Linked DNA regions of Homo sapiens: region 1 is linked to region 2. A link is a loop called in an ENCODE intact Hi-C map of the cell type or tissue named here. Cell type or tissue: HCT116. All regions are shown on one strand. Links, peaks and the distances in the headings refer to the core of each region. The heading gives the core; the rest is flanking DNA. Region 1 overlaps GULP1 (GULP PTB domain containing engulfment adaptor 1). Region 2 overlaps TFPI (tissue factor pathway inhibitor).

The links. Peaks named below come from ENCODE experiments on the same cell type or tissue, not always from the same donor. Only the 100,000 strongest peaks of a DNase experiment are listed, where the experiment ranks them.
Region 1: a loop joins it to region 2, with 5 times the contacts of the local background. A loop is called at or near these places in 3 of 110 quality-filtered maps.

Annotation. Positions count from the first base shown.
Region 1 is chr2:188,294,156-188,304,241 of GRCh38, forward strand. All of the region lies in intron 1 of GULP1 (GULP PTB domain containing engulfment adaptor 1), which reads left to right. It overlaps MIR561 (microRNA 561), which reads left to right and starts at 3,337; the gene lies at 3,337-3,433. RefSeq lists enhancers at 1-454, 4,457-5,656, 4,787-5,081, 9,055-9,972, 9,973-10,086. In HCT116, for the core only: no CTCF peak of the experiment used is centred there; a DNase peak (open chromatin) is centred at 4,966; H3K4me3 peaks cover 352 bases; H3K27ac peaks cover 2,004 bases.
Region 2 is chr2:187,535,962-187,546,047 of GRCh38, forward strand. All of the region lies in intron 1 of TFPI (tissue factor pathway inhibitor), which reads right to left. The region is part of intron 3 of CALCRL-AS1 (CALCRL and TFPI antisense RNA 1); the gene reads left to right. Among named protein-coding and RNA genes, the nearest start is that of TFPI, 13 kb to the right of the region's middle. In HCT116, for the core only: no CTCF peak of the experiment used is centred there; a DNase peak (open chromatin) is centred at 5,910; H3K4me3 peaks cover 1,784 bases; H3K27ac peaks cover 2,500 bases.

The DNA.
Region 1 (10,086 bases), core at 3,938-6,437, 760 kb after region 2:
TGCAACTTCAATTCCTTGACTTCGGCCTTACTTTGTTTTCATAGCAGCAAGAATTGAAGACTTAAGGGTTTGAGCAGATGGTTTTCTACCTAAATTGAATAATTCAATTACGTATTCTCAGCTAGCATGGATTTGGGTCATGGAATTAAAGTAGAAACGTATCCGGCATGACTTCTTTGTGCTTATCAAAAGTGATCCTGATAAACAGATCTTGCTCTTTCATGTAAAGAAGTAAAAGGTGAGATGATCTCAGTATTTCACACATTTGCCCTTTACTGCTTCCTAATTCCAAACCAGCTAGGAACTCAAAGCCTTAACTGCAATTCAGACTCTTCTTTGTGTATTAAAGTTGTGTATGTTTCATCTCTCTTTTTTTTTTCTTCAGAGAGGTGGGTTGTAGGTTTACTATTGTGGGCTTAGGGGTTAAATGGTTAAAACAAACAAACAAACAAACAAACTAATGTGGTTTATATTTCCTCTGTATTTAAGAGTTTGAGATTGTGAATATTAGCCTGCTTTCTGAGACTCACTTTGTGAATCACCCTCAGCCAAATGTTTTCCCTGACTATGATTTCAGTTTTTCCACTTGCAAAGTAAAGAAACTTTCCTTTACATAATTACAAGATTATTGTGAGAATTAAAGAGATGAAATAATGTTAATAGGCTTTTCGACATAAAGGTCATAGGATTTCTGACTCAGCTGACTCAGTTGAGTTTATGGGGATAAAATAGGAATACTTCTATGTTGAATACCCATGTAATAATGACATATCTGGATCTAATTTATAAAAATTACCACTTTTACATTTTAATCATAGCTTTAATTTAATCATACATTTTAATTTTTGAGGATATAAGGGAGATTTTGTTATGGTTAAGGCTGAGTCATTTTCTCAAACAGAAAAGAACAATTAGCACATTCATTTATTTTTATTTCAGTTTATATTTATACACAAGACCAGTTATTTTTAAAGTCCAGCTTAATTTTACCTTTATGAGAAGTTACCAAGTATATTCACAGAACTTGGCTCTCTTCTCAGAAATAATGCTTGAGAAGCTGAAATATATTTATGACATACAAACAGACTTTCTTTTCTTAATGGCCACAACAATTTCCTTAAGAATTTGGAGGATAGATTTTGGAGCCATTCATTAATAAATCCAGCCAATGTTTGTTGCATGCATATCATGCATCATCGGGCCTGTATTCCAATCAGCACCGAACTTCTCAGCTCTGTGATTTCTGTGCATGTTATTTTACTTCTTAAACATTTTTCCAACATATCATTTATTGCCTATGTTTCTGTCTATAATTTATGAGCCTGTTCATTGTTGATTCATTATGATCATTGTGAAATATTTACTTTTTAGTGTGACATGTCAATTAGTAAAATATACTACATATTTTTATGGTTCATTGTACTGTGCTACAGTCATGGATGTTTAACTTAACTCTTTTTCGGGTGAACAGATCAACTTATTAGAGAAAACAGAATAAGTATAGATAAATTGTTTAAAGGATAAAGTCTTTTGCTAAAATACCTAGTCATAGCTTTTATTTTTAGACTTTATATTATAATTAATAGTGAATCTGTAAAAAGCACGTGTATATGGGATATAGTAGTTGGGTTGAAACTTACACTATGGGTATCCTTGAACAAGTGGCTGTTTGAGGATATATTAGGGTAATTTTAATATAAAATGTCAAATTTTACCTTTCATTTTAAATTAGAAATCCTTAAAATTCTTATTTCCATTGATGAATGGTAGGTGATTTTAATTTAAATTTTACTTAGCAGAGTGATGTATTTGTGATTCAATTCGCGATATTGCAATTTGTTTTCTAAAACCTCTAAAGAATAAAAAAAGTTATTTTATTTCAGTATAATAATGAATTCAAAGATAGTTACAGAAGCTAACTGCATAACTGCCATGAGCCCTGGTCCCTAAACGTATTAGAGGCTGGTGGATCTAATATTGTTTGCCTTAATGCATTTAGAGATCAGGAAACTTAAGCTTTTTCCCATAAGAGCATAAAATATACTCAGATTGGAAGAGGAAAAAATGGTATAACTTTGAATGGAGAAATCGCTTCACTTTCAAATACTGGGGATATGAAATTGAAATCAGGCCTTTATTTTTAAAGAGAATGGCTAAAAGTCATTGTTCCAGAGTAAGACTTAGAAAACAATGCTTATACTGTTTTCAGGCCCTTGTTATTTGCGAGTTTTTTGTTTGTTTTATGCCTAAGAAATGTTTTCAGCCACTCTAATGATGCTTACCATGCATGATTGTCATCAGAGGACAGTTAATTGACTCAAATATTGTGTGGGATAGTAAGTGTCAATTTTCTGTTTACATTGAAATGGTATAGTTATGGCGAATTTGAAATTAGTTTTGTCTTTCAGTGTAGTATACTTAAAAATAGTTTTGAAAAGGCTGCCCTAATTTGCACACATAATATGAATAAGTAAGTTAACTTATATAGAAATTAAGATTTTCAGTATATTTTGTGCTAAATTGCAAAGATTAATATGGCTTTTTAAAGGAAGTTTTGAATAGCCTTGTATGTATTTTCTAGGATGCAACTAAGAGAGTGCATCTAGATATCAATACCTGCCTTTATTTCATGTTTGTTTTTTGCTATTAACATTATATAAATGTACCTATACATCAGCTGTATCATATACCTCCTGATGAAGAAGTTCAGAATAGACCTTAGAAACTTCCATATTTTGGGGGACTACTTTCTCTCTGTCTCTCTGTCTCTGTCGTTCTCTCTCTCTTTGTCTGTCTCTCTCTCTGTCTCCATTTCTTTCTCCCTTTCTGTGTGTGCATACTTATGATACATATATATTCTTTGATGTTTCTCTATTTGTGCTATAGTTTTTCTGTAGGGAAAAATAGCTTCAGTTAATTGATATTTTTGAGCCCAATTTTAACAACTAATTAAAAATGTTTCCCAGATAAGTATTGCTAGAAATCCTAGAAATCCTTTTTTTTTTCTTTTTTCCAAATTCTAAAAGTGTTTTTAGACTTCTATTTATACCTCCGAAAGAAGAGAAAAATAGTTGGCAAGATCTTCTACCTACATTCTTTGTTGTAGGCTCTAATGATGGCATACTCATGGAAGCCCTTTCTACTCTTCTTAAGTAGAACACAAGCACATGTACAGTTAACTACTGTAAGAAGGTAAATTCACTACTTAGAAGTTAGATACTACTGATAAGTTTATCAGGTATTGTGAAGTGAGAATTTTATACAAATGTAGTGTTTTCCTGGTATGGTACAGCTTTTTCTTAATATTAGGTGTTACAGTTGATCCATTTCTTGAAACTTCATCCACCAGTCCTCCAGGAACATCAAGGATCTTAAACTTTGCCAGAGCTACAAAGGCAAAGTTTAAGATCCTTGAAGTTCCTGGGGGAACCATGGATGGCTATCCTTATTTCTATAAGAGAGGAGACTGAATACTGTGGGCTCAGTCTTCAGTCTACCCTCTTATAGAAATAAAGACAATCATTTCAGAGCATACATAATCTACTGACTGAATCATTAATGATTTGCCTGTTTATAGCTGTATAATATTTCATGAGGTGATAACTATTGTTCTCATTTGGTTTGTATTTAAATTAGATAATATCAATTTTAAATATAATTTTAGCCAAAAAAAATCAAACAGAACATTTGTAGTATGGTAGCAAACGTGCAAATTTGGGATAAAAAATTGAAATAAGAGAATAAATGTGATTTTAGCTTCTCAATTTTTTTCATAGCCATTTATAACCATCAAGAGATACCATGTTTTAAGTAAAATTTTAATAGCAAATAGGTTCATTTACCCAGATTTCAACCTAGGTGAATTAAAACATAGGGTTATAAGTACTAATGAGAGTTTTAAGAAACAGTATTTTGTAAAGTATCTTTGAAGGTCAAACTACATGTTATGCTCTGTAATTTATTTTATTTTTGTCTGCTTTGAGGAACTGTGTAGTAATAAAGGACTTTGGTTGATGATCAAACTCTCCTTTTACTTCCTTGATGATGTGTGTTATTATAGTCATAAAGATGTCCAATAACATAAACACTGAACTTTACTAGTAGTGCAAATAAATACAGAGAAAGTTTGGCTGATTAGAAAGAACAATTGCATAACTGAATTAATTTCAAAGCAATTTATCTCTATGCTGAATATGTTAATTAAATATAATTAGAGGGTGTTTATGGATTGTAGTATCTCAGAATATAGTTTGAGAGAATTTTTAAGGAGTCACATTTGAGTAAACAAATTTTATTTGAAATTACGTAAATGCAATATGAAATGGCAAAAGTCTATTGGTATTTTAGATTTATAAAATAGCATTGTTTTAGAGTAACAATGGCTATTGCTTTAAATTTTTATGAATTATTTTTTCTGTTTTAATGCATCACCATGACTGGATATGTAGGAGAAAAACCTTTAAGCTTCTTAGCAGTAAATCAGTAAGAGGTCTCATATTGCTAATGTCTTTAGTCATTTTAAAGGAAGAACTACTAAATTTGTAAAATCTGAGTTATCATAGGTTTAGCTGATTACATTAAGCAGACTAGGAAATTCATGATCAATTTGGAAAAATAAAATTTTCTAGAGTAGTACAGATGAGGTTTTAGAGAACAACATTTTAGACTTGATGTTGTTGGAAGTAAATGCTCGGTGCTGCCAAGTGAATATAGCACTCAGGCAAAAGTTTGCTCAGCAAGGCAATTTACTTCTATAAAAGGGTGCCTCTCACGGATGGAGCAATGGCAAGAGCACACCAGACAAGGGAGGAGAAGGGGATCTTACTATTAATGCAGCTAGTCCCTACTGCTTGTTTTTCCCCTATTGGGTAGGGTTGGACCGCACAGTCTAAGATAATTCCAACTGGCTATTTTAAAGACAGCAGGGGTATGAGCTGGAGTGGCGGGGTGAGAAGCTTTGGTGGGAAGGACGGTTACAGAGCAGGTGACCAAGGATGACTAAGGACAGAGCAGGTGACTAAGGAGGGAGCAGGTGACTAAGGATGACTAAGGACAGAGCAGGTGACTAAGGAGGGAGCAGGTGACTAAGGATGACTAAGGACAGAGCAGGTGATAGAGGCTAGGAGGGGGTTGTTTACTAAAGCTAGGGACAAGGAGATGTAAAGAACGAGGAAGTTAAACTTTCAAATGGAAAACAAAGAACAGGGAAGCTCAATATACTAACATATTGGTTCTTTGAAGAGGAATTTACTGTATCCTACAATGTAATGAATCTTTCTTTGGGACTTTCTTATTCAATGAGATTTTGTCTTTATTCAGTGATTTTCCATTCACTTAATATACATTTGAAGTCTTTCCCCCCTTCTCATTCTGGGAAATATAACTGTGTTTAAACTGTGCATCTGCAAATAAAGAGATTCTGATATGATACAGTTGAATTTAATAAATACTTATCAAATAACACTTGTTCTTTTTGTAGTTGTGTGATTAGTAGGTGACAGAGACCTCCTCTTATTAACTTAAATAGAAGTTGGTATTTCTATATAATTCTGAGGTACAGTGCAGAGGATGTTGAGGAAGGAGGAGTGGGGAAAGCGGGTATTCACCAGTGTGAAGGGAAGCAGTGTATGGAAAGAATGTGTGCAGGTGATTCTTAGACCAAGTCACAGAGGATGAGGATGAGTTGGGCAGGCATTGAAAAGGGACAGTGTCAGTCAGAGCAGGTGGGATAGGCAAGAAGGCATGAAGCCATGAATGTGGTTTAGGAGAACAACTTGTGGATTTTACAGTTATAGAGATGTTCCTCCTTTATGTTTCCATGTTCATGAACTAACCATTAGTAATTACATAAAGGAGTTTTAGCTGGATTAATAGTTTTAGCTGAATAATTTTAGCTGGATTATCTTGCAAAACAACCATCTTGTTTTTCTTTCTTTTTTTCCATTTCTCCAGACCTGATCAGCATGTAATTGGAATCACAAGGAGTAGGTTGTGCTCTCGATTTCATATTTATATTTAATTTCAGAACATGCAAATTAAAAAAATTTTTAATCACAGCATTAACTATATTGGGAGGAGTTATGATTTGGCTCTGCATCTTGTCTTATATTTGTTTATTTTTCATATATAAAGAACAGATGTGTTAAATAGTTATCTACTTGGTAGTAAGTAACTGTGCCAGTATTAACAATTTTTATGAATAATATTGAAAAAATAATTTTTTTCTGAACATATGGAAACTTGATAATTTTTCTATGCATCATTGACTTATTTAAGATTATATATTTGGTTATATGGTGTGGATTACTTACTGATCATTGTTGATAAAAAATTTAAATGTGTGCTAAGAAGTTTGGAAAACGAATTTAGAATATGTACAAGTACAACAAATTACTATCTTATGAAGGGGACCTATAATTAAAACATATATAACATAATTTAGTTCGCTATATTCCCTTCTTTTTGCTTGGCTTGACCATTCTGTGAGATACATCTATTTTAAAATTAGTTTATTATTGATGTTTGATTTATTTGAAACTAATGATTCAACTTTATTTTTGAAGTATGTGACAAGAGCAGTCTCTTTAAACTTGTTAATTTGAAATAGTTAATATATAGAGCTTCACATTTATAAATCAGTTTAGTAGGTCTGGACCACCTTGAAGTTCCAGGGATGGGTCTAAGGTAATAGTTTTGTACTTGAAAATTGACAATACTGTCAAGATCACAATAAGAAATAACTGTCTTTCAGTCTCTTTCTGGCTTTTGGCTTCACTTTGTGTTTTCTGTAATGGTAAGCATCAAGCACCACTGACACTTATTTGCTTCCTTCTCCTGTTGAATGTCCAGGTTCCTGTTTATTTATTTATTTATTTTAGAGACAGGGTCTCACTCTGTCACCCAACCCGGAGTGCACTGGTGCAATCATAGCTCACTGCAGCCTCAAACTCCTGGACTCAAGTAATCCTCCCACTTCAGCCTCCCAAGTAGCTGAAACTATAGGTGCATGCCACCATGCATGGCTAATTTTTAAATTTTTACAATTCCTTCTAGAGACAGGTTCTCACTGTGTTGCCCAGGCTTGTCTAGAACTCCTGGGCTTAAACAATTCTCTGGCTTTGACCTGCCAATGTGCTGGTATTACAGGTGTGAGCACTGTACTTGGCTCCAAGTTCCCTTTTAATGACAATGACATTGGGTTAAACCAGGTGTGATTTTGTACCTGAAGTTAACTCTTCTTTCCGTTTCTTGCATTTCCATTTGTAAGAAGCATGTTTTCACTTTTGAGAGCTATATCACCTTCCTTGTACTGTGGCATAAATTATTGATAGTCCACTAAAATCTATTCCTTATTCTTCTTTTCCCTGGTATTATTCAAATGTCCACTCTTTCCCACATAACTCAGGGGAAGTCAATCCTACTCCTAATTCAAGGGAATTTTAGATTAGGTTCAGCTAAAAATCTTGGTGTTTCTATGCCCCTTGGCAGTGATTGTTCCTTGTCCCAGTTTTAGTCATATGTCACATGTCAGGTGAAATGAGAGGACTAAGGGGAATGGGTAGAAAAGATTTAGTTCCACTTAGCAAGGGAACATTGGATGAGAAAGCACATGTTGGCTTTTGATATTTGTCCTATCTGGAATACATGCTTCTTCAAATTGCTACAGGGATCATCTTTTGTCACGAGGAGATTCAGCTTGAGGGCAAAACAAATGCCTTAAAATGGCAGAAAAAATATAAAACCTTGGGTACTTGATGGAATCATTGGGTTCTTGACTCCCTACTATATTTCTGGATTTACTGCTGTGTGAGATAATGAATTTCTTTCTTTTTCAAACCAACTTGAATAAAATATTTGGCTACTTAAAATAGTATCCTAATTATAGCCATTATTAAATGATATCTTAATTTTGTAAATAAAAGTTTTAGAAGTAGTAATTTAGATTATTGAAGAAACTTTACAGACTACTTGGGTTTTGTAAATTTTAGATATGGTTAGTGCTATTAGTCTATAAAAACTTATTATTCAAATCACCATGCATTAAGTTTTTAATACAGTAGATAAGTCAATCATCTTATTAACTAGATTTATTTTAAAATGAATAAATTATGCAGGAGGTAGAGGCTAGCAAAACTAGGAATAATCTAACAAGCTCAGACAATAGAGAACTAAATTTAAAATTTTTTGAAATATAAATTCATAATCTAATCAGTTCACAAAATTATACCACTATTTATTGGCTGTGTGGTATCTTTAGTGTATTGAAAACATTAAATATACATAAAGAAATATTGAAGCAATTTCAGTGCCTGGTCTGAGTAATTTAAAACTTACAGTGTGATGTTAAGACTAATTAGTAACTATTTAAATATAGAAGATAAAGCTGATAAAAGTAAAATTTTAAAAAATGGTAAACTATAGTTCCACTCACAGAGGTATAAAAAAATACAGACATACAGTAAACTTTTAAGTAAGAGCTAGTGACAAAGATTTTCTCCTTGACCAAATCCTGGTCAGGCTCTTGTGCGTCCTCTTCTCAACCAGGCCTTGACTTTTGGGCTTCTGTGTTCTGATCTGCATTGCCAAATTTAGCAAGAATCCTGCTAAGTGTCTTTGGCCATCCTCAATATTTGACCACTCTATATCTAATGAGGGTCCTCACCTTCCACCATTTCCCAGATGATATCTCATCACCCTAACCTTCATTCAGCAAGAATCCTGACTAGTAATTTTTCTTCCACTGTCTTACATCCTGCTATTTGGCTACAAATTCCTACTTTTTCTTGTAGTATTTGAAGTTGAGCCTAATTTTTCTTACTCACTGCAAAAACCCCATTGCAATGGTCCCAACGCCTGTTATGATGGTCCTGAATAAAGTTTGCCTTCCTGTTCTTTAATAATGTCATGAATCATTTTTTTCAACACTAATTTTATAAAACTCTAGTTCACTGGAACCATTAGCAATTTAATCTTTTTCTGCCACCAAGTTCTTGACCTGACCCAGCCTTTACAATGACTTAGCAGTATGCATATTGGTTTTTGTAATGTGCTCTAATCAAAGTAGGGAGATATATATCTCTTTGTCTTTTTGCCCTGAAGGTGGTAGGAATAACCCAAATCTGAGAATTGACAAGAGCAGGGATGAAATATATTTTGGAGTATTATTGCTCGCTTTAGCTGAAATAGTTAACCAAGTAGTTTAAGCAGGAGGTGGAGGCAAGCAGAACTAGGACTAACCTAACCTGCTGAAAGAATAGGCAAAGTGTCATAATGGGCAGGTTTGCTGGGAATGAGGGATGTGAGAAATAAAAAGCCAGAGGTTGTGTGGGCAGTGCACTTGAAGAGAGTTGGTGAAACTGTAGGTAGGAATGTTACAGATGCTGAAAGTCTGCAGTAAAGCTGTGTGGCAACCAGGTCATTGGTCAAGACTGAGAAAGGCTAATGTATTAGAACTGGTATCAGTATGGGTGTTAAAAGCATGGAGATTGGGTTGGAGGGAAACATAGCCAATAACTGGAATACCTAAGGAAAGTGAAAGAGACATTAGAGAAGCAGTTATTGATGGCGACATTTGAAGTAACAAGACCTCCTACATTACTGTGATTGACTTGTGCATATTAGTTTTTTTGCATAAGAATGCAATAAACATGCTTGAGATGCTTGCTTTATGAGATCATGACCTTCATTCATGGCAACTAAGGAAGTCACCACACTGGGGAAGCTAGGCAAGGGAGACCAGAGAATACAAAGTGCTGCAATTCTCAGAGGATTACTGTTCTTTTGGAAATGATTGTTTAGAGATTGTCCTGGGGCCCCCCTCTGCCCTTACAGAATAGGAGTACCCTCTGGCGACCTTTGCTTGTTTTAAAAGGGAGCCACATTCTTGTGGGTTTTTGAATGAGAATAAATGCTGCTTGGTATGGAAATTACCATAAAGGAACTCTGCTTATGGAAGAGTTTGGAAATTATAGTAGAAAATATAACTTGGCTCACAGCAGATATAAAATGAGGGAAAGGATGTATATCTAGATAATTCAATTTCCAACTCCCACTTGTGCTGAAATAATCAGATAAAGTAAAAATAGC
Region 2 (10,086 bases), core at 4,750-7,249:
CAAATAAACTAGAAAATCTAGAAGAAATGGATAAATTCCTGGACACATACAACCTCCCAAGACTAAACCAGGAAGAAGTCAAACGCCTGAATAGACCAATAACAAGTCCTGAAATTGAGGCAGTAATCAATAGAATACCAACCAAAAAAAGCCCAGGACCAAAGAAATTCACAGCCGAATTCTACCAGAAGTACAAAGAGTAGCTGGTACTATTCCTTCTGAAACTATTCCAAACAATAGAAAAAGAGGGACTCCTCCCTAACTCATTTTATGAGGCCAGCATCATCCTGATACCAAAACCTGGCAGAGACACATGCACAAAAAGAAAAATTCAGGCCAATATCCCTGATGAATATCGATGCAAAAATCCTCAATAAAATACTGGCAAACTGAATCCAGCAGCACATCAAAAAGCTTATCCCCCACCATTAAGTTGGCTTCATCCCTGGGATGCAAGGCTGGTTCAACATATGCAAATCAATAAACTTAATCCATCACATAAACAGAATCAATGACAAAAACCACATGATTATCTCAATACATGCAGAAGAGGCCTTTGATAAAATTCAGCATGGCTTTATGCTAAAAACTCTCAATAAACTTGGTATTGATAGAATGCATCTCAAAATAATAAGAGCTATTTATGACAAACTCACTGCCAATATCATACTGAATGGGCAAAAGCTAGACACATTCCCTTTGAAAACTGACACAAGACAAGGATGCCCTCTCTCACCACTCCTATTCAACATAGTATTGGAAGTTCAGGCAAGGGCAATCAGGTAAGAGAAAGAAATAAAGGGTATTCAAATAGGAAAAGAGGAAGTCAAATTTTCTCTGTTTGCAGATGACATGATTGTATATTTAGAAAACACCATCATCTCAGTCCAAAATCTCCTTAAGCTGAAAAGCAACTTCAGCAAAGTCTCAGGATACAAAATCAATGTGAAAAAACCACAAGCATTCTTGTACACCAATAACAGACAAACAGACAGCCAAATCATGAGTGAACTCCCATTCACAGTTGCTACAAAGAGAATAAAAGACCTAGGAATACAACTCACAAGAGATGTGAAGGACCTCTTCAAGGAGATCTACAAACCACTGCTCAAGGAAATAAGAGAGGACACAAACAAATGGAAAAACAGTTCATGCTCATGGATAAGAAAAATCAATATCATGAAAATAGCCATACTGTCCTAAGTAATTTATAGATTCAATGCTATCCCCATCAAGCTACCATTTACTTTCTTCACATATTAGAAAAAGCAAACTACTTTAAATTTCATATGGAACCAAAAAACAGTCTATATAGCCAAGACAATCCTAAGCAAAAAGAACAAAGCTGGAGGCATCACGCTACCTGACTTCAAACTATACTACAAGGCTACAGTAACCAAAACAGCACGGTACTGGTACAAAAGCAGATATAAAGACCAATGGAACAGAACAGAGGCCTCAGAGATAACGCCACACATCTACATCCATCTGATCTTTGACACACCTGACAAAAACCAGCAATGGGGAAAGGATTCCCTATTTAATAAATCGTGTTGGGAAAACTGGCTAGCCATATGCAGAAAACAGGAACTGGACCCCTTCCTTATACCTTACACAAAAATTAACTCAAGATGCATTAAATACTTAAATGTAAGTCCTAAAACCATAAAACCCTAGAATAAAACCTAGGCAATACCATTCAGGACATAGGCATGGCCGAAGACTTCATCACTAAAACACCAAAAGCAATGGCAACAAAAGCCAAAATTGACAAATGGGATCTAATTAAACTAAAGAGTTTCTGCACAGCAAAAGAAACTATCTTCAGAGTGAACAGGCAACCTACAGAATGGGAGAAAATTTTTGCAATCTATCCATCTGACAAAGGGCTAATATTCAGAATCTACAAAGAACTTAAACAAATTTACAAGAAAAAAACAACCCCATCAAAAAGTGGACAAAGGATATGAACAGACACTTCTCAAAAGAAGACATTTATGCAATCAACAAACATATGAATAAAAGCTCATTATCACTGGTCATTAGAGAAATGCAAATCAAATCCACAGTGAGATACCATCTCACACCCATTAGAATAGCAATCATTAAAAAGCCAAGAAACAACAGATGCTGGAGAAGATGTGGAGTAATAGGAATGCTTTTGCACTGTTGGTGGGAGTGTAAATTAATTCAACCACTGTGGAAGACAATGTGGTGATTCCTCAAGTATCTAGAACCAAAAATACCATTTGACTCAGCAATCCTATTACTGGGTATACACCCAAAGGATTATAAATCATTCTACTATAAAGACATATGCACAAGTATGTTTATTGCAGCACTATTCACAGTAGCAAAGACTTGGAACCAACCCAAATGCCTGACAATGATAGACTGGATAAAGAAAATGTGGCACATATACACCATGGAATACTATACAGCCATAAAAAAGGATGTGTTCATGTCCTTTGCAGGGAAATAGATGAAGCTGGAAACCATCATTCTCAGCAAACTAACACAGGAACAGAAAACCAAACACTGCATGTTCTCTCTCATAAGTGGGAGTTGAACAATGAGAACACGTGGACACAAGGAGGGGAACATCACACACCCTGGCCTGTCAGGGGTTCGTGGGACTAGGGGAGGGATAGCATTAGGAGAAATACCTAATGTAGATGATGGGTTGATGGGTGCAGCAAACCACCATGGCACTTGTATACCTATGTTACAAACCTGTATATTCTGCACATGTACCCCAGAACTTAAAGTAAAATTAAAAAATTAATAACTTTCCAAACTGACTTGCATAACCTTATTTAATGGCTGCATAATATTTTTTGGATATTTAAAAATTTATGTTACCATTCTCATATTTTTGGGCAATATCTATTTTTGCAATTGTAAGTATTCATGCAAAAGTGTGTTTGTAGTCTAATATTTCAAAACTTTGAAAGTTACTTATTTATGGTAAATTCACAGGAGAAGAATTATTGGGTCTAATATTTAAACATTTGAATAATATTAATATATATTGAAAATTGTCATTCAGAGATATAATATCAACATACACTTTTCTTATGAGCATATGAAAGTGTTTATTTATTTGTACCTTTGCCTAAATAGAGTGTGTGTGTGTGTGTGTGTGTATGTGTATGTTCTTTCAAACTTTATCAATTGTTCATATGGATTTCAATAAACATTAAGGGGCTGCTACTGTGGACAGTATAATGTCTGTGAGTACATTAGAGAAATATTTTACAGAGTGTGAGAATGCAAAGTAAGGACCAGTGATAATAAAGTTCTAGGTGTGCCCTTGTACACTCTTTTTTTCTTTCAAAATAACTTAAGAATTAAAATGAGATGGAGCAAATAAATATATTGATGTTATTTTATATGTAGGACAAGGTAGTGTGAAAAAATGAGATGGATAGAATGGACATAGGAAAGGCATAAAAAAAGATCGAAGTTTACCAACTTTTTAATGGAAAAACACACTAACCATCTATAAGATTCAGTTTTCCATTTGTTAAATGAGGCTATTAAGCCTATTTGTGTTTACGAGTGAAGATAATGTGTAAATACAGCAGATAGTGTGTAACCTTAGTGCATTTTCCTCAGCAAAATTTAATCCACGATTGGAAACTCCAACATTTGTGATTTTTTTCTAGAAGTAGAAAATCCCTTCAGATAAAGTTTGATGAAAGTAGATAGAGAGCTAGAAAAAAAATTGGTCCATTTGTTTTCAAAAGGCTAGATGTGACTTATTCCAAATCAGACAACAACAAAAAAGAAATGGTGGAGGAGAGGAGGGATTGTTAATGTGAAAGCAGTGTCTAGTTTATCCTCAAACTGAATAAACATGTTTTGTATTCAACATGCTTATTCAGAGAATTCCTGACATCTTTAACATCACAACCACCACCCATTACGTCATCTTCTTTTTTTTTTTTTTTTTTGAGACGGAGCCTCGCTCTGTCACCAGGCTGGAGTGCAGTGGCTCGATCTCGGCTCACTGCAACTTCCGCCTCCCGGGTTCAAGCAGTTCTCCTGCCTCAAGCCTCAAGCTGGGACTACAGGCGCCCACCACCACGCCTGGCTAATTTTTTTTGTTGTCGTATTTTAGTATAGACGGGGTTTCACCATGTGGCCCAGGCTGGTCTGAAACTCCTGAGCTCAGGCAATCCACCTGCCTTGGCCTCCCAAAGTGCTAGGATTACAGGCGTGAGTCACCGCGCCCCGGCCACGTCATCCTCATTTATAACCCTTAACTATTTGAGCTTGATCCTAAACAGAAAGAGTAAGATCCTTACCTTGCTGCAAAAAATTGCAAAATAAGATGGAAAAAACATAGTGTGTCAATAAATCATATCATACTATGATCAAAATCACAGAAGCCCCACTGCATATTCAGTATAGGGGGATTAATGCTGTTAATAATATGACAGCTGTGAACTGGAAGGAAATAGTATTTTGAAGATAGATCCTTGGTAAAGTGAAATATCAAAAACTTCTGAAAACTTGGAAAGAAAGCTCGATAAATTAGGACAAAGAATGAGCAAAATCTGTGAGAAATTTTATAGATGTAAGTCATATAAAGAGATGACTTCTTTTATGTAATACATTTTCTTAAAAGAAAATAATAAACCAGCCAGGAGGGGTGGCTCACGCTTGTAATCCCAACGCTTTGGGAGGCCAAAGCGGGCAGATCACTTGAGGTTAGCAGTTCCGAGACCAGCTTGCCCAATGTTGTGAAACCCCATCTCTACTAAAAATACGAAAACTAGCCTGGTGTGGTGATGTGCACCTGTAGTCTCAGCTACTTGGGAGGCTGAGGCAGGAGAATAATTTGATCCCAGGAGGTGGAGGTTGTAGTGAGCTGAGATTGTGTCACTGCACTCCAGCCTGGGTGACAGAGTGAGACTCCATCTCAAAAAAAAAAAAAAAAAGAAAAAAGAAAAAAAAGAGAAAATAATAAACCTTTAATTAAAGAGGCAACTTAAGAGATAGGATTAAATAATAACAGATCATTCAAGATGCTTCAGATTCTGAAGCACAAGTGACCACAAGCAATATATTATGTAAAAATATTCAGACACATTTTCATATATCTTCTCCATATTTCATAACATCACAAATACTTACCACACACACTCAAAAACTGTAAGACATAAAACTAAAAAGTTATCCTAACATGTATACTTGAAAGTTTTCACAGAGCAATTTGAAATATATTCTGGAATATCAGAAAGCCAGAAGTTTGGGGATAAGAATTATCTATGATTTGTAACACAATATTGGAAATAGTGGTCTAATTTTTGAGAAAATTCAAAAGTAAATTCAAGAGACTTTTATGATTAAAATGATAAGGCAAGTGAGGAAGAGAGAGGAATCAAGGCCACCTACAGTGAGCATCTGACTTTAGCAAAGGAGTCAATTGATGGTTCCTGGCACTGACTTGGGAGCCTAAAATAAAAAAGAACGTAGCCCTAGGAAGGTGATTAATTCAAGGTGAGGCAGTTTGAGTTTGAAGGATTTGTGAAACCTCCAGTGGAACTATGAAATAAAAAGCCCCATATGTAGCTATGGAGCTCAGAATAGAGGTCTCTGCTGGAGACAAAAACTTGAGAATCAGGAGACAAACGATCATTGTTTCGTGGGGTGAATGAGATCTATTTATTTAACAAGTATATATAGTATTTGATGTGAAGCAAGCACTCTCCTGAACGCTTTTACAAATATTAACTCATGTAATCCTCATAGTGACTATGAGGTGACTGTGAAGATTGGGAAGGAATATCCTAGAAGTGAACTCTGAACAACCAGGAGAAAAACAAGTATGAGAAAACTGAGAGGAAATGGCCAGCAAAGCAGGAGAAAACTTGGGAAGCCGCAGTTACACAAACACTAGGGGAAGTGATTATTGCCAGAAATTGTCATGAGTCAACAATGTCTAACGCACAGAGTGTTCCAGAGGGCAAGGGGTAAACACATGCATGGGATTTAATGACAATGGCATCACAAGTAACCTTCTAAAATATTTTAGCGTGAGGGGGCAGCAGCAAGTGAGATGGGGTAGGAACAGGAACAGAGGCTATGAAAACAGAAATTTAGGATGCTATTTTATAAATCTGTGCTGAAAAGTAACAGACAGAATTTGAAGAGAAAAATTTTATGAAGGTTATAGTTGTATATGGTTAAAAAGGGAGAGTCAAAAGCTGTAAGAAAAGTAAAATAAATAGCAGATGCGAACCCAGGCACAGGTGAAAAGAGTTTAACTGTGGGCTGAATAAAAGATGTATTTCCCATTAAAATGATAGGTTTTCTTGGTGGGGGATACAAATACATTTTTAAAGTGTGTGTAATGAATGTGTGTTTGTGTGTGTGTGTGTGTGTTTTGCCAGGGGAAACAAAGAAACAGAAACAGAGAGAGAGATGAGAAAGTTGCTGAAGAGCAGATAGGAAGACGAAAAATTTCTTGCTGTGATTAAATTTTGTGTACAAGAAAGAGATTGAGATTGTCTTTCAGAATGACAAGAAGCAGTAGACTTTTAAAAATGTGAAGGTTTGATGTTCTCTCTAGGTAAAATAAAATGGAGCATTAATAATTTAGCATTAAAAGATTTCTGGGGCTGGACGCTGCGGCTCATGCCTGTAATCCCAGCACTTTGGGAGGCCAAAGTGGCTGGTCACGAAGTCAGGAGTTTGAGACAAGCCTGACCAACATGGTGAAACCTCTCTCTACTAAAAATACAAGAATTAGCTGGGCGTGGTGGCGTGTGCCTGTAAACCCAGGTACTCAGGAGGCTGAGGCAGGAGAATTGCTTGAACCCGGGAGATGGAGGCTGCAGTGAGCTGAGATTGTGCCACTGCACTCCAGCCTGGGTGACAGGGTGAGACTTAGTCTCAAAAAAAAAAAAAAAAAAATCTGGGCTGCTGGAATCCCAACTATAAATTAATAGTAACTTCTGCTGCCTTAAAAATTCAGCATTTCTCCCCTCCAGATACAGGAATTTAATATTTGAATGATTATATTTGGATTTTGTTAACTGGACAGAGATAAAGAACAAAAGAAGCAAGACTTTGACAGGTGCTGGTAAGAGGAAATATATAAATGGTTTAAATGGTTTATTACTTAATCATCAACTAATCATTTTTTCTACATGTGTTCTTTCAATGTTTAGAAATGTAGATAATACTTCAAATTAGTAATATCACACTTGGGAATTAAAAATATTAAAATGGCTATGTGCACGTTCATATTTATTTTACTAGAGAAAATAAAATTACATTTTAAACAATGTAGATTTCCAACATAATTAAAGTTATTAGATATGGTGGCACATCCATCTACCGAATTTAATATACACTAAGTTAAACTGGCAGTGATAATGACTAGAAGATAATTTGGGAATAATCCACATGATACGAATTTGAAATGCTGTACACAAAAATAGATGCATAATTTAAGATCAACCAAGTAAAAAACTGGTGTTCATGGAGAAAAAGATGGTTTGGTAACAGAAAATACTTTAGGTCAATGAGATTATGAATTCATTTTCATAGTTTCTCTTCTACTTAAAAGAAGTTTAGTCATCTGGTTTGTTTGCTCATGAAACATTCTCTGCTACATTAGAGAGTGAGAAGACTCTTTAATATGTTCATAAATCCAGCTCTCAGAGAAGGTTAGCCTACACCCACCTAAAGAATAAATCACCATTAACCCACATTAATCATGGTGATTCCATTAACTTTATAGTGTTTGGTTTAGATATCTCTATATGAACTCTGGCTAACAAGTTGAGAGGGGATGTAGCTGCATGGTTGGGGATGGGGTGATTTTGAAAATTCTCCTTGCTGTGAATGCAGCTATATGGGAAGAACCACAAGGTATCTCCTCCTTCTATTTGTCCTGTCTGTAAGTGACACTTGTTACTGAAGCTGCAATCTTGTAACATTGAGGCAGACAAACTAAAAATAAAATTTATCTGCTGTGTATGATGGAAATAAAAATATAGGAAAAACCTGGTTCCTTGTTGAAGGAACCAGTCTTGAAGCAGCTTACCTCTGTATTTTGTACCTCTAATGCAGGCTAATAAATTTAAGCTAATTATTTATGCTACCTGTGCTGTGGTGGTTTCCTATCAGCAGCCAAATATAACCTCACAGTTGTTTTGCTGTTTTTGCTTTCACAAAAGAGCTATTAACCAACTTAAAAATGTTTTTTGATTGAAGGATGCTTAGGGGATGAGAGGATATCAACAATATAAGCCCATGCCAAATCCCCATTTCTTATCATTAAAACTGACCTGACATTAAAGCAATGCTTAATTTTTTACCATAAGAGTGAAATTTTGGGATTATAATTTTAAAGTGTAAAATATTTACACTTAAATTACACTTATAATTTTAAAGTGTATAATATTTACACAGATTAAAATAAAATATGGGAAACAATGAAGCAAAACATTCTAAACTTGAAAAGTAAATTGATATTACAAACACAGAGTGACTTAAAAACAAACAAAAACAACAAAAATCAAACCTCCGTTATAATTGCAGATTTGTTGACTAAATGTTTACTAAAAGACTGGCTAGCTTGAGCCCAGGGGGCGAAGGTTTCAGTGAGCTGAGATTGTGCCACTGCGCTCCAGCCTGGGCAACAGAGCAAGACTTCATCTGGAAAAAAAAAAAAAAAGACTCGCTAAAGGGAAATTTCTTTTTGGATTTGGCTCTTTTTACAGGAAGTCATACTTTTCTGGAGAACTACTTGATGAAAAATTTCTTAACCTTACTTCATGAATCAAATCACAACTCTTTCTACATTTTAGATTGTGAAAATCTCACTGATAAGAAAAAATAATTGTTTCTCTTGGCCAGGTGCAGTGACTCACATCTATAAAACCAGCACTTTGGGAGGCCAAGGCGGGCGGATCACCTCAGGTCAGGAGTTTAAGACCAGCCTGGCCAACATGGCGAAACCCTGACTCTTCTAAAAACACAAAAATAAGCCGGTTGTGGTGTGCGCCTGTAATCACAGCTCCTCGGAGGCTGAGGCAGGAGAATCGCTTGAACCCGGGAGGCGGAGGTTGCAGTGAGCCGTGATCGTGCCACTGCGCTCCAGCCTGGGTGACAGAGGGAGACCCTGTTTCAAAAAAAAGAAAAAAGAAAAAGAAAAATAATTGTTTCACTCTTTTAAGTACAAAAGTAATTGTACATAGTTTTTTAAAGGAGGGAAGTCTCTTCCAAGAATAAAACTGTTCACTGTATAGAATTAATATTTTTGTTATTCATAGTATTAAAAGAAAATCCCTTGGAGAGGAAATAGCAATACCAGGCAAAATGAGTATATATTTTTATGTTACAACACAATAGCATATAGCATATGCAAACTATTTATTTAAATAATTTTAAAGCTAAAATGGAGATGAGGTCACACATTTATACACTGCTAGAGCTAAAAACAATCATAGAAATAAGTATCTGAAATATCCAGATTTTTTAAATACAAAAACTGAAGCTCAGGAAATTGATTTTTTCACCCCAGAGTCTTACATTTACATATTGGCAATGTTTCAACTCAGACATAGGAATGTGACCATTCAAGGAAAGGGCAACTGCAAAGCTTCAAAAGACACGCTATTCTCACAAATATTTTCCTTTTTGTCACCTAAAGTAAATTTCAGATTACTTACAATCTCTAGAAATTAACATTTCATTAAACCATAACTAGGAAATGTGTATTTAATATTTGAGCAAAAGTTAAGAAACATATTTAAACTTAATTAAAACAAAAATAAATTAAAGAAAATTAATTAAAACAAATTTTTATGTAATGTTTTGAGCCAAAGTTAAGAAATTTAATTAAAACAAAATCATTTTTGGTGTTTATGTTTTTGATAGGTAAAAATAATTTTCTCCTACCAAATAACAGGAAATATTAATATTTATTGCCAATTAAGAGAGGAATGTGAGTCCTGGAAGTGGAGAAGTGAAACTGAGAGGCAATAAGGGGGAAGGGGGAGAAGAGATCATTAGAAAATTAAGAACAGGGCAAATGTAAACATGTAAACACATTTCTTAAAATTT